2 separate regions of the Mus musculus genome follow, and region 1 is linked to region 2. The links are chromatin loops, found by intact Hi-C in ENCODE. Cell type or tissue: heart. All regions are shown on one strand. Each heading gives the region's core, and the rest is flanking DNA. Links, peaks and the distances in the headings are about the cores only. Region 1 holds the start of Gm44570 (a long non-coding RNA gene). Region 2 has its middle 13 kb from the start of Gm42400.

The links. Peaks named below come from ENCODE experiments on the same cell type or tissue, not always from the same donor. Only the 100,000 strongest peaks of a DNase experiment are listed, where the experiment ranks them.
Region 1: a loop joins it to region 2, with 2.7 times the contacts of the local background. A loop is called at or near these places in 6 of 42 quality-filtered maps.

What each region holds. Positions count from the first base shown.
Region 1 is chr7:81,605,213-81,615,324 of GRCm38, forward strand. It overlaps Homer2 (homer scaffolding protein 2), which reads right to left. Exons shown (of 9, transcript NM_001164086.1): 6 at 9,131-9,287; 7 at 7,049-7,159; 8 at 6,094-6,174; 9 at 1-5,229. The coding sequence ends at 5,041. It overlaps Gm44570 (a long non-coding RNA gene), which reads left to right and starts at 4,914. Exons shown (of 2, transcript XR_001778192.1): 1 at 4,914-5,341; 2 at 5,685-8,267. Gm51279 (predicted gene, 51279) reads right to left here and starts at 8,156; the gene lies at 8,094-8,156. In heart, for the core only: a CTCF peak has its summit at 5,138 (motif pointing left); no DNase peak of the experiment used is centred there.
Region 2 is chr7:81,739,801-81,749,912 of GRCm38, forward strand. It overlaps the pseudogene Gm18806. Among named protein-coding and RNA genes, the nearest start is that of Gm42400, 13 kb to the left of the region's middle. In heart, for the core only: a CTCF peak has its summit at 4,537 (motif pointing left); no DNase peak of the experiment used is centred there.

The DNA of each region.
Region 1 (10,112 bases), core at 1,220-9,219, 130 kb before region 2:
GCTGAAGACCCACTGGGTTAACAGTGATACAATTGGATGGGATGCTGAAAAGCCACGGGGTTAACAGTGTTACAATTGGATGGGATGCTGAAAAGCCACGGGGTTAACAGTGTTACAATTGGATGGGATGCTGAAAAGCCACTGGGGTGGGTTAACAGTGGTTACAATCAGACCGTGGAACAATAGGTGAATTTTTTTTGTTCCTTTTATCTTTAATTTCATTTTTTTAAAAAAATTATCTATTACTTATATTCCAAAAAAGCATTTAAAAAGAAAAAAAATGACTCATGAAATAATTTGCTTATCCAATCCATAGTTAGCATTAAGCTCTTGTGGAGATGTAAGAAACATCTTCCTGCTGTCACATTCACTGTCACAATGGAGTGACAGTCAGGCCTTCTTATCAAAACTGGTACAGGACAGAGAGGCATCAACGTGTCCCTAACATCTGCGAGGTATCAGTCCTGCTGCCTTTCTGATAGAGCAGGCAAGCCTGGACTCCGCTGTGGTCCACGTGGGCCTCTGCAGGGGTCCCTGTGACTCAGAGGCCACTCCACAGCAAGTGCTACACTGTCAAAGAGAACTGTACAAGTTCACACAAACCCAAAGCCCCACAAAGTCCTGTAAGCAGATTCCAGAACATTCACTATCACCACCAGAAATATTCAATGACTCCTGGTTATGAAGTTATAATTGAATTCCTCCTAATTGTTTCTCTGGTTTTTCCTGATGCTTCCTCCCCTCCAGTGCCCATGCACATGTGCACACACACACACACACACACACACACACACACACGAACATTTCATACAGCTCAAAATTCCTACCAAAGTCACCTTCTTGCCAGGCTTGTTTTTAAAGAGGGATTTATATTCTTTAGAAAGTTGTAAGAAAAAGACATGTAAATAGCTCACACTTCTATGTAGGGACCCACCTCCATGCCGTCACACCCACTGTCCCCAGAATACAGTCTGTTTCTTTGAGGGAAGCCATGTATTCAGAAGTCACGGTCTATTTAGGTCATGGCTATCATTCAAGATATGTATGGACATTGAATTGAAAGCTTCTGCCTTATGTTGCAAGTGCTTCAAAATCCAGTGATGTTCCCAAGAATTGAGTGAGTGTAACTTCTAGTGACCCACTTCAGTTACCAGTAAAGAGCAGTGGCTGGTGCTCCCTGAAGGGCAGCATCGCTTGAGCTCCTCCCAGACCGCCCAGTTTCCAAGCACGCACCTGGCTGCACGTGAGGTCTAAGTTGGGTCTCATTCACAGTCGCCACTGGTGTCTGCAGGGGTCTTGGCTATAGAAAGAGCCCCTGTCAAACGGGCTTGCTTGTGATGCTTTTGGGCTGCATGTGAGCTCTCTCACACTCATATCAAATGCAGTACCTGCACCTGCCATCATGCTGCTTAAGGCTATGTCTGTGGAGCAAGCAGGCTGGAGAGCAGCTAGTTCCCTCTGTGGACAGCCAGGCATGCATGCAAACTGCTCTAGGCACTGGATGAGTCTGCACCTCCCCAACTGTGGCTCGTCTGTTCTGTTCCTGTTTATGTCTCTGCCATCAAAGGCCTCCTCCCCTCTTTAAAAACGTGAGTGGACCTTCATTAAAGTCATCAGCAAAGAATTCAAAGCCAGACAGTGTTCCACCAAACTGGCCTCACCAAGCACAGAGATCATTGAAGAGATCCCTACAGAGCAGAATCATTCAAAGGAAACAGACTTTACTGTGTATGGTGGACAGTTCTGCCGTGTCCCTGTCGGCTATTCCTTGCTGTGGACACACACTCCAATTAATATAGTTGCAACATGCTTTTAGTAGGGCAGAGGAGTATTTATTTCTTCTTGGCACCTAAGGGACACCAAAGGGAGAGTGACAATATGGCTCATAGGAGAGCAGCGGATCAAGGTCCAGGAGACCCAAGAGCCCACGCTGCTGGCCACAGCTGGGTTACTCTGGGCTACTCTGCCTCCACTTCCTGTTGATAATCTCTGCCAAGTTCTCTCACCCAATTAAGGTCTAAAGTGACAGCTCTTGGGGAGAAGCAATGGAAGGAGATGATCAGAGGTCAAGCACGGGCTGTTTCTTCTCTCCCAATCCTTCCTTCCAGCGGTCTCTCATTCCTAGGCACCACCCTACCCCAGCTCATGTCAGAAATGCATGCGGATCACGGCTAAAGGGCTCTGAGGTTTTCTTGGCCTCTTTTAGGTTCCATGTGGATGGCTGCAGAATGCAAGCTAAGCAAGGTGCAGACTGCTAGTCTCAGAGATGCCAAGGCCAGAGCTCATCTGACTCCAGGCTCTGCAGGCAGCACTCTGTGGCCGTAATTGCTGGGGGAAAACAGCTCACACCATCTGTATGGGATTTGAGGCCACGACAACAGTCCTAAGACTGGGCTGGACATCAGAAAAAATGGAGGTATGTCCCACTAGTGTGAGTGGATACGGAACAATTTTAGTGGGTCGTTTGCGCCGTACAGAGTCTGCCTTTTACAGTGCCAGAGGCTACAGACAGGGCTAGCCTACTGTTGACCTTCCAGGCCATTCCTGGGCCATGACTGTTCTTAAAAAGAAAGAAAATGAAGAATCATGATGTCTTTAGAGGAAGCAGATGAAAGGGAGGTTCCGTGCTTGCTTGGGGCTTTAGCTGTGGAGCCTAAATCACTCTTCAGGGGCGTCCTAGTGTCTTAGGATCATGGGTTGTGACAGTTTGGGGGCTGCTTGAATCCAAGAGTACAAAAACTATTTCCCCCACCTACTGGCTATTAGAAACTTGCTAACCCCCCCACGCCCCCAGTGCTAACAACAGGGGTCATGGGTCTCAACCTTACAGCCAGCCCACTGGGCTCATAACTTCTAGAACTTTCTACACTTCCAGTTCAGTAGCCTTAGCAAGTGTCCTCATATGGTCATGTCACCAGATCATACTCCAGCCAGCCGAGAGCGCTCCTTCTACCTGATAATGGAAGCTCATCTGAAGCCTGAGCTGACAGCCCCAGTGTCCACTGCTCTTGGGAGCCATGTGTCCAGGCTGTTGGTAGGCAAAGGGGCTGGGGTGGCCTAAGAAGAATTCCCCTTAGCCCATGCTGGGCCATAGCTAACCCAGTCTATGTTCTCTTGGTGCACCAGTAGCAGCTGCTACTGACTTGAGAACTATTGGGAGCTGTGGGGAACGGCAGCACCCTGGCTGAATTACATCAGAGGTGACCACTCTGTTGTATAAAGCATCCCAAATTGATGGGGTCACCCCCTAACAGAACTCAGCCTTCCACATCACCAGCCTTCCTTCCTTTTTTTTTGTCCCGATCGAATTCCTTGCTCAGAGTGACTCATCAGCCACTGCAAGGAAAGATGAGGACTTGGAAGTCGCCACAGGGCCTGGGTCTTAAACGTGCCGACCCTAGCCCTGTCCTCAGGCTGTTTTCTCATTCAAGAGGAAGAATTTCTGATCCCATGTGGATACATCTAGAGGGTTCTCAGATGGGTAGGGAACCAACGTTTCCCTTGCTCAAGGCATTCTGAAGTGTTGGGGGTCAGGGTTAACAAACCTTGCCTCCTGTGTGCAAACTCTCCTAAAGAGGAATGCCTGTGGACCTGAAAGTCCAATGGTTCCTTTAAGAAGTTCTCTGTGAGCAGAGAGCTTTTTGGCTGCAGGCCCTTCCTTAGCAGGAACTGGGAAAGGGAAGGCAGACCTGGGAGGAGCATCTCTGTCTCTAAGGCTAAGCTGCCACCTGAGGGGCTCTCATCCTCATGGCGTGAAGGATGGCTTTGTATTGTTCAAACCTATTACAGGAAGCCCAGCCTGTCTTCTAAGCCCAGGCTAGCTCCTATACAATGCTCTCCTGGTATCCAGAAAGTCTCCAACTCCAGGCCCTCTGCCTGGAAGAGAAGGAAGGTCCCACAGGCAATGTCCTCCAGGATCGTGGCTGGGGTCCCTGCAGGAGGGCCTCAGAGTAGTCTATGATGATTACATTGCCACAGTCTGTGCCTCAGAGCCAAGTCTAGGTTTGAGAACAGCAAACTGCATTCATTTCTGAGAATTATTTCAGCACAACAAAGATGATGTGTTATTCAACAAGGGTCTGAACTCTGCTGTGTGGTTTGATTAAAACACTAAGTTCTGCTTATATGTTTAATTGAACGAATGTTTATTAAGCACCTATTAAGTGCCCAGACTCCGCTAGACACCCTCCCTGCATTCTGTTCCCACAGCTTAAGCATCTGCTCTGAAATCAGAAACAAAAACAAACAAAACAAAAAACAAACAAACAAACAAGAACATTGCTGCAATCACAATAAATCAGGGGAGGATGGGTCTTAGCAGGAACTAGTCATTCCCTGTCAGTACGCACACCCCAAAACTTCTGGTTTATCTTCCCTCTAGAGAGGTCTCCACTAAATGTTTCCTTTCAAGTAGGTATGTCTGACCTACAGCCCAAAGGTCACAGGCAGCCAAGGGTAACCGTGAATGTGCTCCAACCCAAAATAGTGTATTTACTTAAAACTTTTTTTTTTTTTTTACAATTATTTCTTTTTGAGTAAGTCAGTTGTGCAGTTTTTGAGTGTGAACTTTGTGGTTGACAATGTCATGTCACATCTGCTAAAGCAACAAAATGCATACTGGGAAAAGATGCTCCCTCCACATGCCCGTGGTCTAGAACCTGCTGGAGAGTCACATACACTGAATGCCACGCAGCAGAAGGCACCCGAGGGCCTGCTGTAAAGGATAATGGTACTTGGATTAGAAAATACTCCCCCATCCCCGGTTCATAGGGTTACAACAGCCCTTAAGGGAAGATCTAAACATCCCTGCCCTGACTGCGTAAACGGCTAAGGTAGACCAAGTTCTGGATTCCTGAGTCAGAAGCTTCCAGCTGTCCATGACCTCACAAAGCCAGAGAAGCGAGAGATTTCCTATTCTGGAGGAGTGAGCGGACGGCACAATTGGTCTGGAGACAGACAGATCGCACCTGCATTTACAGAAGCAAATGGAGAATGTCCTACGTCTACCACACCTCTCACACACACTTGCTCCGCCCCGCCCTAGTTATCTGTGCCTAACTTGGAGAGTCCTCTACGGAAGTCATGGAGGTCGTCGATCTTTCCATCCAGCACCTCAAGGAAGCTCTTCAGCTCCCCCTTCAGGTGGCGCTGTCGGTATTTACTCTCCTCGATGTCTGTCTTTAGAGACCGCACTTTGTCTTCCAAGTTTTGATTGTCTCTTTCGGCCGCCTGATGAGACAAAAGGGAGAAGGATCTAGAAGGCAGTGACGGATGGAACCATCATGAAAACGGCTGAACCCTGACAAACGCTCACCACTCAAGTCAGAAAGGGGGCCACCTGGTACTTTCCCTAGAGAAGGATTAGAAGGTCTGAGCACCCCAGAAATGCAGAATGCAGAGTCCTGCACAAGGGGGCTTCACAGAAGTTCCAAAAGAGAACCAGAAATCGGAGGCCCCGTCCTTTCGTTTATATCCTACCAAAGCCAGGACAGACAGACAGTGAGCATGGCTTGCTTTCCTAACTTCTAGATGACCTCTTGTCCTTTGTGAGAGAGGACTCTTAATGCCATGAAAAAGCTTTATTCTGTGGTGCTAGAACTAGGACTTTCTTGAACATAGGCCCAGAAACTGGTTATCAATGCAGTCCCGGGGTTGTGAAATTCAGTAAAGTGTCCCTTGTGTAGGTCAAGAGGACTGGAGTGAGGAATCCATTGGAGGAGGAGAAGAAAACCCCTCGCTTTATAGATGGTAACGAGGAAGGCCGATCTACAGTCAGCACTCTAGCAAGAGCTGGAAGAGGCCAAGGTGGGCTTATACCTGACCCTGTCTGGACACCAGGGCGACTCCGTGCCCCTCCTCACTGGCTGTGGTTCTGCAGGGGTTTCCTGTGAGTAAGAAACTATCACCCACACTCTGGCTGTGCACAGAACCTTTGTGTAAGTTGGTGAGGCAGCACCCCCCTTCACCCCCCGGTGCTCTGCCATTACTAGCAGTTCATAAGCAGAAACCCACCCTTGACCATGTGTGAACACGAGAGGGAATGGAGGAGTTCGGGCCAGGCCTCAGGACCTCAGGACCACTGCACACCCTTACCTCTAACTTCTCAGAGACATATTCACACTCGGACATGAGCTGAGGTATGATTTCACTCTGTTTTCGGAGATCTTTCAACTCCTAAGACACACAGAGAGAGCGGGGAGAGGGATGGGGGGAGAGAGAGAGAGAGAGAGAGATTTTAAAGCATACTCTTGAAAATTGCCGACTTGTGTATGCACTAGTGGGTGCTGCTCTGGGAACCTGTCTTGCTCACTTGAATAACAATGGAGGGATGCTATTCTGACACACCGTATGACTCTACGGGTGAATGCAATATATGATACGTCACCACATGAAATTTGTACGCACTGTAAAATGGCCCATAGTTTTACAATTGCTGCTTTGTCATGGTAAAAACTGAGGCCTGGGGAGGTTTTGTTGACTTGCCCATGTCTCAGTGCTGTGCGCTTCACTTCCTGTCTCCCAGAATATAAATGACTGAGAACAGAAAGTCTAGTTGCATGAGCCTGACAGCAGAACTCATCTTCTGCAGGCCGGTCATCTGTGAGACCGGCTGGGGCTTTTGGGAAATCTTTTCTTTTCTTTTTCCCAGATAGCACCTCCTGTATCCCAGGCTGGCCTTAATGAAGATGGCCTTTGATCTCCTGATCCTCCTGCTTCTACGAGCTCTGAGATTATAGGTATGGGCCACCATGGTGATTCACACTGTCCCAGGGATCAAACCCTGGGGCTTTATGAATACTAGGCAAGCACTCTACCTACTGAGCTCCATCACCACCCTGGGTTCACTCTCGATGCTGTAAAAAGAAGGCTGCAAGCAGCCTGTGGGGCTCTGGGAAAGCTGAACTGTGGTGCAAGCCCTGATTCTCCATTCTGAAGTCCAGGCAGTTGCCAGAGTCCTAGGTCGCCTGTCCTGCTTTGAGCAGAGATCACAGAGGTCGCCATGCTAGGCCAGGGACACCCGGGGCCCTGCTCAGACCTCATTACTCACCATCTCCTTGTCTCGGACCTCTGACTCCAGCTCCTCGATCCTCCTCTTCAGCTGTGTGTTCTTCTCCTTCTCCCTGTTTATCTCGCTGCACTGTTCTTCCAGCTCCTCGATCTTTAAGAATGGGACAGTTAGGCCACAGTGCTACTTTAGCCATTGAGCTCCAGCTTGCCATGATGACATTTATAATTTCTTTTCAAGTAAGCCATAACATTCAGCACTCTATAGACATCATGCAGTTCCTGTTTGCCCCTGCCTGCCCGAGATTCGAGAGTCCTTACTTAATCCCAAGAGGGCCGGTAAGTCATGAAGCCCAGCCTACCCAGCCTATGTGCCGGGCTTCCGAATCTCTCTTAGGACCACATGCAAGTAGATTCGGGTTTGCTTTAAGGGTCATCACAGGTCAGATGTCCCCTGAATTGATCTGTTCTTCCCAAGAATGGCTTCTATATCATTTTAGACATGTCCTGAATTACTTGGTTTCATCTCAAGGGTTTAAGAGAGCCAACTAGGGAATTTAGCAGCCTCACTGTACAGGAACTACCAAAGAGAAACCAAAAATATCTCAGTCACTGAAGAGCAACTGATCCCCACATGGAAGGGTCCTGGCTGGGGAGCAGTGTGAGTGGAGTGATGGGCAAACTCCAGGACTGCATCTTTTCCTGGGTCTGAGCCCGCAGAAAGGATGACCAAGCAGAGTAATAGAACAGAGCCTTTGTATCCTGACATCATCATCAACTGCTTACTTGGAAACCAAAATGTGTGTGCAGAGTGGAGGGCGGGAGTGGAGCCAATATCCCATCCAAAAGCAGACACTCCGCACTGCCACACTCAGACGATGCCAGTCTTTGACATGAGGCCTTTCTCTGTAGCTGCACCAACCCCAGGACCTAAACCATCTGTCCCAGCTGACACCGAGTCCAGCTTCTACCTCCAGCCTGGGAATCAAGTTCCTGAAGAGCTCCTCTGAGGGAGGCCCACGCCCTCCTGAGGAGCCCGCTCTGGGCAATGCTAGCCCACACCTCAGCATTGCCTTTGGCTAACACACTCAGACCAGAGGGAGAGATTCCATCCTTTGCTGGAAAAGGAGAAGCAATCGATCCCTCCGGCAGGCAGGATCAGCCAGAGCTCAGACAAGAACATGCAGAGTCAGCAGCTGACCTGATGCCCTGGCTGTCAGCACACTCATCATAGGGATGGAAAATAAAAATGACAAGAGGCAGCTCTGTGGGCAGTCAGTGCCGGAGGAAGGTGGTGACGTGGGGCCACACCACAGTGGCTCTGCCTGGGCCAGTCAGGGCAAGGGATATACGTGGGTCAAGAAACATGTCCCCCGAAATCCTGCACTTATGGAGCATTCTCTGAAGCCCTGTGTGCTCACACTCAGGGGTTAATGGGCTCATGCATCATGGTCTAAACAGAAACCTGAGGACGTCTCCACGGGCACCCTTGAGCATCTCATAGTACCATCTCGATGCTTTGCAGAACAACAGATGAGAGAGACGTTAGAGCTGGCTACAGGGAAAATCTGAATAAAACCTAAACCCTCAGTCATCAGAGCAGGACAACGGAGAGTGTCACACAATGGAGAGTGTTACTCAGCAGCTGGCACCCACCTTTCTCCCCTCCAAACATATTACTCCTTTGCCTTCCAAATTTACATTTTTAGAAATAATGATTGGATGGGAGCAGGGTCTCTGTGGAAACATACTCAGAGTTTCCTGGACCAATTTCTCATTTGTCCTCAGGTTCCCTTCCTTATCCTGGAGAGCCCAAGCCACAGAGATGCCGTGGGAAGCCCACCTTCAGCAGGAGGCCAGCCTAGCGGGGGGATGGGGGGGACCCTTGATAGGATTTCTGGCTCACTTATCTTTTCCTTAGCAACAGGAAATAAAAGTCAATAATTTCCATGATTGAAGTCCTACCAAGAAAGGCAGGATGATGGGGCATTGAAGGGGGAGATAAAAATGTCTCTCTCCTGCCTGTGGGGTGAAGGCAGAGAGGGGACAAGAGCTTCCGGCGGCCCATCTCCTCTGCCTGCTCCAGTCGGCCAGGCCCTCTGTCCCGCTGGCTGCCGAGGCCCACCTTGCTGCGGAGCCTGTCATTCTCGTCCCTGCAGATGGAGAACTGCCGCTTCCACTGCTCCACGCTGGCCGCCGACTCCTGCAGTGCCGTGGTCAGCCGGGCGTTGCTCTCCCGCAGGGTCTGCAGCTCCATCTCCCACTTCTTCACATTGGCAGCACTGGAGGGGTGACGGGCAATGACAGAGATTAGGAGTGGTGTCCATCACACCTTGGCACTTCCATCTGATGAGGCTTGGGAAGCTGGCCATCCCCTTGGCCCACCAGAGGGAAGTTCAAACTCTCCTCTACCAGTCAGCTCTCTCATGTTGGGTGTTCGCACAGACTGCCAGGAGGGACCGGGGTCTCTCCAGTGTGAACATGTCACTTTGCCCACTCCTTTTATTTAAAAGTTGCCTTAGAAGAGGAACTGGGAAGAGTTGTTCTTAAGAGCTCACACTGTATCCTGTCTCAACTTTGACCTCAGTGCTCAGTGAAGAAGGCCTTTCAAAGAAAAGCAACCAGGCTTCCCTTGGTTGTCATTCATTCCCCTTACACACACACACACACACACACACACACACACACACACACACACACACACACACACACTTTCATTCCCTTATTTTAACCGGATAGTCACAGCACTGAATGTGACCTAAGCCGACGGATCAGAGCTGGACAGGACAAACCCCTGGGAAGTTCTACTGACAGGCAATGCGACAGCTCAGTCTGTAAGGGGCACGAGGACCTGAGTTGGACTTAGAGCACTGATGTAAAACTCCAGGGGCAGCCGTGCATGCCTGTGATTCCTGCTGGGAGGCAGAAGCGGGAGGAGCTCTTGGCTTTGATGGCTGGCCAGGGTAGATGAGGGGTGAGCTCAAGGTCAAGTGAGAGACCATGTCTCAAAACAAAAACCAAACCAAAGCATAACAAACGAAACAAAGCAGAGCCAGGCACCGTGGTGCACACCTTTAATCCTAGCACTGGAGAGGCAGAGGCGGGCG
Region 2 (10,112 bases), core at 1,114-9,113:
CCTCGTTATACCTGCAGAAGCAAAATAGGTCAGCGGCAGCTCTCCAGAAGCGCTGTGTGAAATCTGACCAGGGTTCTCATCCTGGCGGTGCTGATCCAGAAAGGTGACCTCGATATCTGCCACTAATATTCCCATCTGCATGCAAAGGATATAGGTTTTGTAGAGCTGGGTTAAGTGATCTTCCTTGGATGAATTATCCAAGATATCCATTCAATGGAGGAAACCTCATATACGAAATAAAGACAAGATGCTCCAACAATAAGATTCATTGTCTTCGGCCACTTACAGCATCTGAAAATTGGACTAGCCCAGGACCTGAGCTAGTCTGTTTTGCATCGAGTCAAGATAAGACTTTAAAAAAAAAAAAAAGATAAGGCTTAAAGTTCTAGTAATTGTGTTGTCTTTTGTTAATTTCCTATTGCTATGATAAAACACCACAACCAAATGTAGCTGGGGAGAAAAAATTTTTATCTTATAACTCTCAGGCGACACTCCATCACTGAAGAAGTCACAGTGGGTACTCAAGAAAACGACTTAACGGCAGTAATGAAGCAGAGACCATGAAGGAATGCTGCTTACTGCCTTGCTCTCCTCGGCTTGCTCAGCCTGCTTTCTTGTACAACTCAGGAAGGACCCTAGTGCACCATTCATTAATCTAGAAAATGCACAGGACAAACTTATGAAGGCATTTTCTTAATTAAAATTCCCAATTCTCAGATATGTCTAGCTTTGCATTGAGTTGACAAAATCCAATCCTGTTGGTGGGAAAGGAAAATGCTACGAGGGAAAACATTACACTAGTTCCTCAAAACATTAACCAGTAACATTTCTCTACATAGCAAAAGGCATTCAAAAGGTGCCTTTCTCTCACCAGGTGTCCTTGCAGGAGGAACAACCTCTTCAAATTCTGTGTGCTGTTCTCTGATACCATGCTGTGAGGCCCAGGGTGGCATGGAGGCCCGAGAACTTTCTTCTCTCTCTTTCCTGTTTTTGTTTGTTTGATTGGTTGGTTAGATTTGTTTAAACAGGGTTTCTCTATGTAGCCCTGGCTGTCCTGGAACTCCCTCTGTAGATCAGGCTGGCCTCGAACTCAGAGAATCACCTGCCTCTGCCTCCCAATAAAGGCTGGCAATAAAGGCACATGCTGCTACCACTCAGCTTCTTTCCTGTTTTTTAAAACATTCATTCATTCATTCATTCATTTATCTATAATAAATTTACCATTTGACCCAGAATTTCCAAGTTTAGGTATAAGCCCATAAACTTTAATAGTAAGGACTCAAATGGTTACCTGTGTCTACATAACCTGCAGAGACAGCCCAAGTTAAGTAAAACATAGAAACATAGCATAAGCCCACAATGAAATGTTATTTAACTTTTAAAAAGGAAAGGTGTGCTGATACATGCTACAGTGTGAATGATTCTTAAAGAAATCATGTTGACATGAACTAAGACAGTCACCAAAAGGAAACTAAAAAATGAGTCCACTTAATAGAGATGCCAAGGATGGTCAGATTCATAGGAAGAGAAAACAGAATTCTGGTTGTAAAAGGTTAGGGAAAAAGGGAGATGGGAAGTTAGTGTTCCACTGGCACAGAGTTTCAATTCAGGAAGAAAGTAAAAAAGTTCTGAAAATGATGGTTGTACAATGTGAAATGTTTAATGTCACTGAACTGCGTGTAAGAATAGCTAAGGAGTTCAATTTTATGTATTATATTGCAAAGATGAATTCCTGAAACTCTATGGTAGCCTGCCTAAGACCTGCGCAAGATCAGGCCAATCAACATGACCAAGCACGAAGTTCATGACCTCATCTCAACTGAGGAGCTGTGGACAGCTGATGCCTTCTAGAGGAGGGAGAGTCAATGTCCTTTAAGAGGATTATCCAGGGGGCTGGTGAGATGACTCAGCAGTTAAGAGCACTGACTGCTCTTCCGGAGGTCCTGAGATCAAATCCCAGCAACCACATGGTGGCTCACAACCATCCATAATGAGATCTGAAGACAGCTACAGTGTACTTACATATAATAAGTAAAATAAAATAAAATTAAGTTTAAAAAAGAGGATTATCCAATGTTTTTGTGGATTGGCCACACTCCAGTCAACAGCCCCACCCCAGGAGTGTATGGGTGGCACCAGTTAGAGCCCATGAACATAAAGTGGGGACTCCGCTGGCTGGTGGATCTGGGACACATGCAGGAGGGAGCTGAGGTAGGAATGATTACAATACATTGTATGAAAATTTCAAATTCATAAAAATACTAAAACAGAATAAAACAAAGAGAGGTCTTTTAAAGATAAACAGAATATCTCTTAACAACCAGAAATGACCTGGTGGATCATTTTCATAGGATTTTCTATTTTACAATTTTGCTTTTTAAAAAAACCTAAAAACAAAACATATGGTAATTTAAATTCCATTGGGCAAGGAAATGGCTGCTTGTTGGTGGCAGGAGGCAGGGTAATGTAAGGGAAATGTGACAAGCCATTCTGGAATTTTCTGTTTAGCATGCCTTGTAAGAGGAATGAAAATGAACCTGGTTCCTACCCCACACAAAAATGATGACAGTCCTGAAAATATGGAGACAAGAAAACGAGTGAGCCCTCACTGTGCGTGACAACGGCTGGTTAAAGTCAGACGGACTTGGCAGAGAGGTGGTGGGGTTTTGGTTTCCTCGTAGAGGCCCCACGAAGGGGTAGCTAGAGCTCCTAAATTGAAATTGTGTTTACAGGAAAATCAGAGCTTCAGTCAGATGAGCCGCACCTCAGGGTAAATGAAGCTGCCATTTTCCACGTGGACTTCAAAGAGAATCTATTTTCAAGTTAACTGGTAATTTTGTGCCACTTTGTTAACATCAACCTGCTTGGATAATTACATCTGACGATTAAAAAAACTCCTTACCAAGCACCATTTGCTTGGAATTTATTGATCCATTTAGTATATTAGAAAGTCCTTGCTATAAGAAGGTTTGCTTTCAGAGGCAGATTATGAATTCAAGCAATCTTCAAAACAATTTGTAGAAAGAATTTATAATTCTTTATACAAGTTACAATAAGGACATCTTTCAGAAAGCTGTGCTCAGAATGGGAGTCTATATTCCTGAAAAAGATGCAGTTCTTGAATTAGAGGAAAATGCTACAAAGAGCCTCAGTAGCTGTGAGTGTTGTGATGTCCAAAGTGGTGTACTTACAGGGCTGGGCGAGCCTGTAATGCGTCTGACAGCAGCGGGAGATGGAGAGCCACCGGTGCAGAACCCGAGCAAAACACAGTTAGTCTGCGCCTCAGTCTGATCATCAGAAAACAACTGGCATCGTAGAGATGCTAACCACAATTCCAATGTCCACAAAGCCAAAATTCATGCATTCCCCCAAACAAACATCACACTATTGAAAGAGTCATCGCTTAATTACCTGAGTTCCTGGAGCTCAGGAAAAATCCACTGAAGTGAGGCAGCGAATCTAGCAGTGAGATCCCAACGCCGCCGCTAATCCCCCTCCGAAAGAAACGAAAAGGCTGTGTGTCACCAAAGCCATGATCTGTAATAGTGCTTTAGATGAATTCAGAAATGCAAAAGTTGATTCATATACGGCTGAGATAGCCTAGGTTAATGAAAATAACTCTGAAAGAAAGCATCTAATGTCAGAGGAAGAATTTCTAAGTCTTTTAATGCAACAAACTCCTTGTTTGTCCTTGTCAAAGGACGTAGCTATAAACCAGAAGCTCTGAGACAGTCTCTACCCAGAAGCTGGCAGGATGCTGAACCTTTCTTTGATCTATGGTGATCATTTACCTGGGGTCTTGGTTTGTTAGTTGGCATGTGTGTTTCTGATTTGGGAAGGGTGGGGGAGCAACAGGGTCTTATGTAGCTCAGGCTGGCCTCAAATTCACTCGATGGCAAAGGATGACTGGAACTTCTGACCCTCTTGCCTCCACTCTCCAACTTTTGGGATTATAGGCATGTGCCATAATGTCTGGCTAAAACTATGTTTACCTTTCTTGTTTATGTGCCAGAAAATAACCAACCAGTTATAGGTGGTGTCTCATCCATTGATGCTATGGTACCGATCATAATCATGACATATGTTGCAACAAACACGGCTGATTAAACCTGATAGTGAACATGCTGACGCCACCTAGAGCTTACTGCTGTCTAAAAGTTACAGCAGCACTAAGTGACGAAATGTTGATAAAGACATACTTGTCTAGCCTGCAATATGAGTCAAAATGGTTTCTGGGGCTCTTAAACAGAATCTAAAAGCTTTAACCAGAAACATTTGGTAGCATACTCTGTCACAAATATGAGACTCTGCAAAAAATCTAGTGCTATTTTTTATAGTACACACGTCAGACATACAAACTTCAGGGTTTTTAAAGACAATAACAAAAGCCAGCCTTCTCTTTACAACTAGAAGCAATTTTATTTGGCCTGCGGGGTTTAAACTCAGTCCTCCAGTTGAGTGGAACAGCGATTGACTATTTCAATCACTAACACATATAACAATGTCAAGAGAATGTGTCAGGCGTGGGCTCCCTCTCCTGGTTTGGGCCTGGTTAGGCCAGTCATTGGTTGGCCACTCCCACAAGCTCTGAGTCACCAATGCCTTAGCACAACTTGCAGGCAAGACAGGTTTTGGGTTGAAGGTTTTGTATGGGTTGAAGTGGTATGTCCCAGTCCCACCACTGGAATCCTTGCCTGGTTACAGAAGATGACCGCTTCAGGCTCCATGTTCTCCATTACTGTAAGGCCTCACTAGGGTCACCCTCAGAGGTTCCAGGGAGTTTCCTCTGCACTAGGTTTCCACATGACCCTCTAAGTGCCTCCCCATTCCAGGCTTCTCTCCCAGCTCTCTCTCTCCATCCCTCCCTTCCCAATCGGGTATCTGCTGTTCCTCCCCCCCCCCCCCCCCGTGCCACTGGAAAAAGTCTATCTCTGTGTCGCGTGAGATGCATGTGTCCCCTTAGAGCCCTTCTTGTTACTTAGCCTCTGGATCTGTGGGCTGCAGCATGATTCTCCTTCACTTAGCAGCTAATATCCACTTATAAGTGAGCAGAGCCCGTGTTGGTCTTTCTGGGTCTGGGTAGTCTCCCTCAGGATGACTTTTTCTAGTTCCATCCATTTGCCCGAAAAGTTCACAACGTAAGTTTTCTAATAGCTAAATAGTACTCCACTGTGTAAATGCACCCCGTTTTCTTTATCCATTCTTCAGTTGAGGGACATGTGGGTTGCTTCCAGTTTCTGGCTATTATGAATAAGGCTGCTATGAACATAGTTGAACAAGTGTCCTTAGGGCATGGTATCCTTTGGGTATATGTCCAGGAGTGGTTGGTATAGCTGGGTCTTGGGGTGGATGGATTCCCAACTTTCTGAGAAACTGTTATATTGATTCCCATAATGGCTAATAAAGTTTGCACTCCCACCAGCAATGGAGGGGTGTTCCCCTTGCTCCACATCCTCACCAACATAACCTGTTAATTTGTATTATTGATCGTTGCTATTCTGTCAGGTATAAGATGGAATCGCAAATTTGAAAGCTTCTTGATCCAATAAAATTCATCATATAATATAAAAGGAATTTTTAGTCATTTAAGAAAAAAGTTATATTGCCGACATTTTCTAGTACTTGTGGATTTTTTGTCTTCTCAACATATATGTTTCATAAATCTCAATATTGGTACTTTGGAGTGAATGTATGAGTTCATTCACTTATAGTAGTAGCATAATATAGATAATGACACTGTATAAATTTCTTTTATAAATTAGGATTTCCTATATGCTACTATACTAGCTGGGTTTTGTCAACTCCCATACAGATTTAGACACATCTGGGAAGAGGGAAGCATAATTGAGAAAATGCTTCCATTTTCTTGACTAATGACTGATGTTGAAGGGCCCTACCTACTATGGGTGGTGCCATTCCTAGGCAGATAGGACTAATGGTATAAGAAAGCAAGCTGAGAGCAAGCCATGACGAGGCACTTCTCATGGCCTTAGCTTCAGTTCCTGCCTCCAGCTTCCAGCCCAGACTTCCCTGGATGACGGATTATAACTGTAAACTGAAAGAAACCCTTTCCTCACCAAGTTGCTTTGGTCATGGTGTTTATCATAGCAACAGAAACCCAAACTAAGACAGATATCATAATTATTCTAGTTTTTATAAGTTTCAAATTATTTATTATTTTAGAAAACTAAATAGAAAAGCTAACTGGTTAGATCCAGTTATATAAATTTGAGGCATATATTCTGAGATATGCCTTTATTGTATATGTTTCTAGGGTGAAACTGATATTTAAAAATATTTAAAATATTAAAAATATTTAAGACTGTTGATTTATATTATTATATTAAAAATAACCAGGACTGGAATTAGATTGTTCCTAATGGAAATGTTATGTAGAAAGAAAAACTACAAAAATATTCTAGACTTTCTGAATATCTCCTATCTTTGGCTTAAGAACACTTCTGAGGTAGATAAAATATAATTGAAAGCATCTTGGAATGTCTATCAGCTTTAAAGCTTTGGTTTTAGCTGTAAGACTTTGTTATAACAATATATACACTGCATGGATATTTGGAATGTCTTCTTCATAGTCCTTAGGTATCTGAATACTTCCTGAGGATGTCTTCTGGTAAGTTTGGCAACTTGACGTTTGTTACCAGGCTAACACTATGACATCACACGCACCTCCTTTGCTCTTCAAAGATAGCTAAGCTGCAAACAATGTAAGAAGGAAATACAAGTAGAACTAAATGCCCACTCCCGCCTTGCCTTGCAGAGATTATCCTGGGTTCCCATGTCTCCCAGGTTTCCTTTATTTTTAAGCTTCATTAATGTTACTAAAAATAGCAAGAAACCATGTAATAACAATGTGAAGATACATCCATGTTCCTGAATTTTTATTCCTGCAAAAGAAAAAAAACTAGAAAAATCGAGTATCTGCTGCTTATCAAGTGTAAATAAGACCAATCTTACAATAAAAATTAGGCAAATCATTATAGCAGGTTAAAAACGGTTTTGTTTTCAGAGAGGGTCTTGTTCTGCAGCCAAGGCTGGCCTCTAACTCACTTTATTGCCAAGCTGTTCTAGAACTTATGGCAATCCCCTGCCTCAGCCACCACCCCTAACACTGTACTGAGATTACAAGTAGAATGGTAGACTGTCTTAACTACATTTTTCCTGACATGGCAGCTAATCATATTCTCATTCTCTCTAGGAAATATTCTTTTTTTCATTAATTAATTAATTTACTTTGCATCCTGATCATGACTTCTTCTCTTCCTCTCCTCCCACTCCCTCCATCTCCCCTCCCCTCCCCCCATCATGGGAAGGACATAGAGCCTGTACACATATACGACAGATGTACAGCTAGGTCTTCATGTGGAGCTCCTAAGAACTGGAGCAGGGGCTGTCTCTGACTCTGTTACCTGCCATTGGATCCCTTTTCCCTAACTGGGCTGCCTTATCTAGCCTCAATTGGAAGTATTCTTATTACTGCTCTTTAAAAAATGACAGCATTGAGTTGACATTGTCTCTCCTGACACCAAAGGAAAACTAGTTGTAGTGTAATTTCCATTACTTCATTTTTTTCCAATTAATACTCACCAACAGACATAACTAACTAAAGTTTTACTTCAAGTATTTAATGATAGGGCTAGAGAGATAACTTCTGCTCTTGAAGAAGACTTAAGCTTGGCTCTCAGTACTCTTGTCAGATGGCTCCCCACCACCTTCAGCCCCAGCTGCAAGGGAAGCCAGCAAACTCTTCTGGCCTCCATGGATATCCATGTGCATGGGTACATACACTCAGATACATATAAATAAAAATAAAAGTATTTAATGCCATTAACTAAGACATTTGTCTTGTGTTAAATATGTTTGATTATGAAAAGTATTATTGTAAATTATTAAAAGATTATCAATTGTTGAGGCTGGTGAGATGGCTCAACAGTTAAGAGCACTGATTGTTCTTCTGGAGGTCATGAGTTCAAATCCCAGCAACCACAGGGTGGCTCACAACCATCTGTAATGAGAAACAAAAAAAAAAAGAACCTATGAGCCAGAGCGAGTGGGCTGAAGCAAGGGGGCAGAGCAAGGGAGAGTGAGAGGGGGAAGGGGGAAAAAAGACTGTCAGTTGTTTAAATATTGTTTTTAGATATTGTTTTTCACTTGCCATATCTTTTATTCCAAATACACTGACAAATTGGATATATTGTTTCTTAACCTACTTGTCTTAGTTACTTTATTATTGCTCTGACAAAACACCATGACCAAGGCAACTTACAAAAGTGTTTAATTGGGCTCATGGTACCAGAGGGTCAGAGTCCATGGTGGTGGGGCAAAGGTATGAAGGCATGAACAGCTGAGAGCTCATGTCTTGAACTGTAAACAGCAGGCAGAGAGGGCACGCTGGGAATGATATGGGATTGTGAAAGTTCAAAGCCTATCCTCAGCGACACACTTCCTGCAAGAAGGCCACACCTCCGAATCCTTCCCAAATAGTCCACCAATGAGGGACCAAGTATTTTAACATGAGCCTATATAGGCATTCTCATTCAAACCACTGCACTAAATTTTGATGAAATTTTAATAACCATCAAATCAATACTCCCAAAGCTAATGAAAACTATTTTCTGCTGGATAGTTTTAATTAATTTTCCCTAGAGTAGTAATTAAAGCTGATATAACAGACACATAAATTATTGACGTGAGGGTGGAGGAGTAGGATTGCTATGTCTGCACAGCTACAATTTAAAACAGTCTTCCAATTCCCCACTTCACTTATTTTATGTGTAGAGACATGCATTGGTGACAAGAGGTGTATAAATAATAATTTGGGATACTTACCTTTTAGAAAGGAGCATAAATATTCATACAGCAATGAATTTCCTAGTTTGAGGGCTGTTCAGTCGCCTGACTTCTAGATTAATCTGTATCATCAAAGTAAATTAAAGAAGGCTGCACGCTACATGCTTTCTGAAGTGTTTCTGTGTCAAATGGTTGATATTAAAATTTCATGATGTCGTGCAAGGTACACCCTCAAGACATGCCTAAGGAATGAAGAACGTTGGTCCTATTCCACAGATACTGGCTCTGTCATGTTCATTGCTGCTCTATTCATAATAGATAAGAAATGGAAACAGCCTATGTGTCCTTCAACTGATGAATGGATAATGAAAATGTGGCACATATAAAATCATGAAATCCTCATGTAGATAGATGGAACTAGGAAAGATCATATCGAGTGAGGTGACCCAGACCCAGGAAGACAAGTATCTCATGTTCTCTCTCATCTGAGATTCCTAGCTCCAAATCTTCAGGTGTGAGTACATAATCTTGAGTAATAGCAGAAACCAGGAAAGTGAAAAGAGGCCATTGTAGGGGTGGATAGAACAACAGAGAAGGTAATAGCAGGGGGCAAGTGCTCTGTAGTGAGGAATGGGGAAATGGAGGTGGGTACTTACAGAGAGGAGAGGGAAGTATTGAAGGAAGGATAGAATAACAATAAGGATGTCCGAAAAATTCATAAGGAATTACACTGTTATGTATCTACCTAAAAACCTATATTATATGTGAATCTGTGTATACATATATAGTTCAATGAAAAACTTCCATCTGGAATGACAATGTTCCCCACAAGACCCATAGACAATCAAACAAAAATCCCAATACCAAGCATGAAAATCTGTCTTTTGGATTGATGGTCAAGTGTTTTCAAAGCCACTCTCAAGACATTCTAAGGTGCTGCTGCTGCTGCCCTTCATTCCCTCCAACCCCAGAGATGGAAGAGTCCCTACTGCTGATAACACCATGCACTCTGGACACAGGACGCAGAGGACCTGAACTGGATCTGAACTGAAAACCTCCTCTCTGAGAACTAGCTTTCATGTCAACAGAAGGCACCATGCAAGCTTCCAAAGGAAAGAAGCAAACACTAGTTCTCCTTGTTATGATGCCTATGAACTGTTGTGGGAACTATTAAAAAAAGAACCCGCCAACTCTCAGCGCTCCTGCTTCTCTCAACCAGCCAACCCTCCAACCCTGCTTGGCCACATTCCCGCTCTAATACCAGCCCTGGTGGGCCACAACCCGATGTCCCAGCAGGGTTCTGCCAG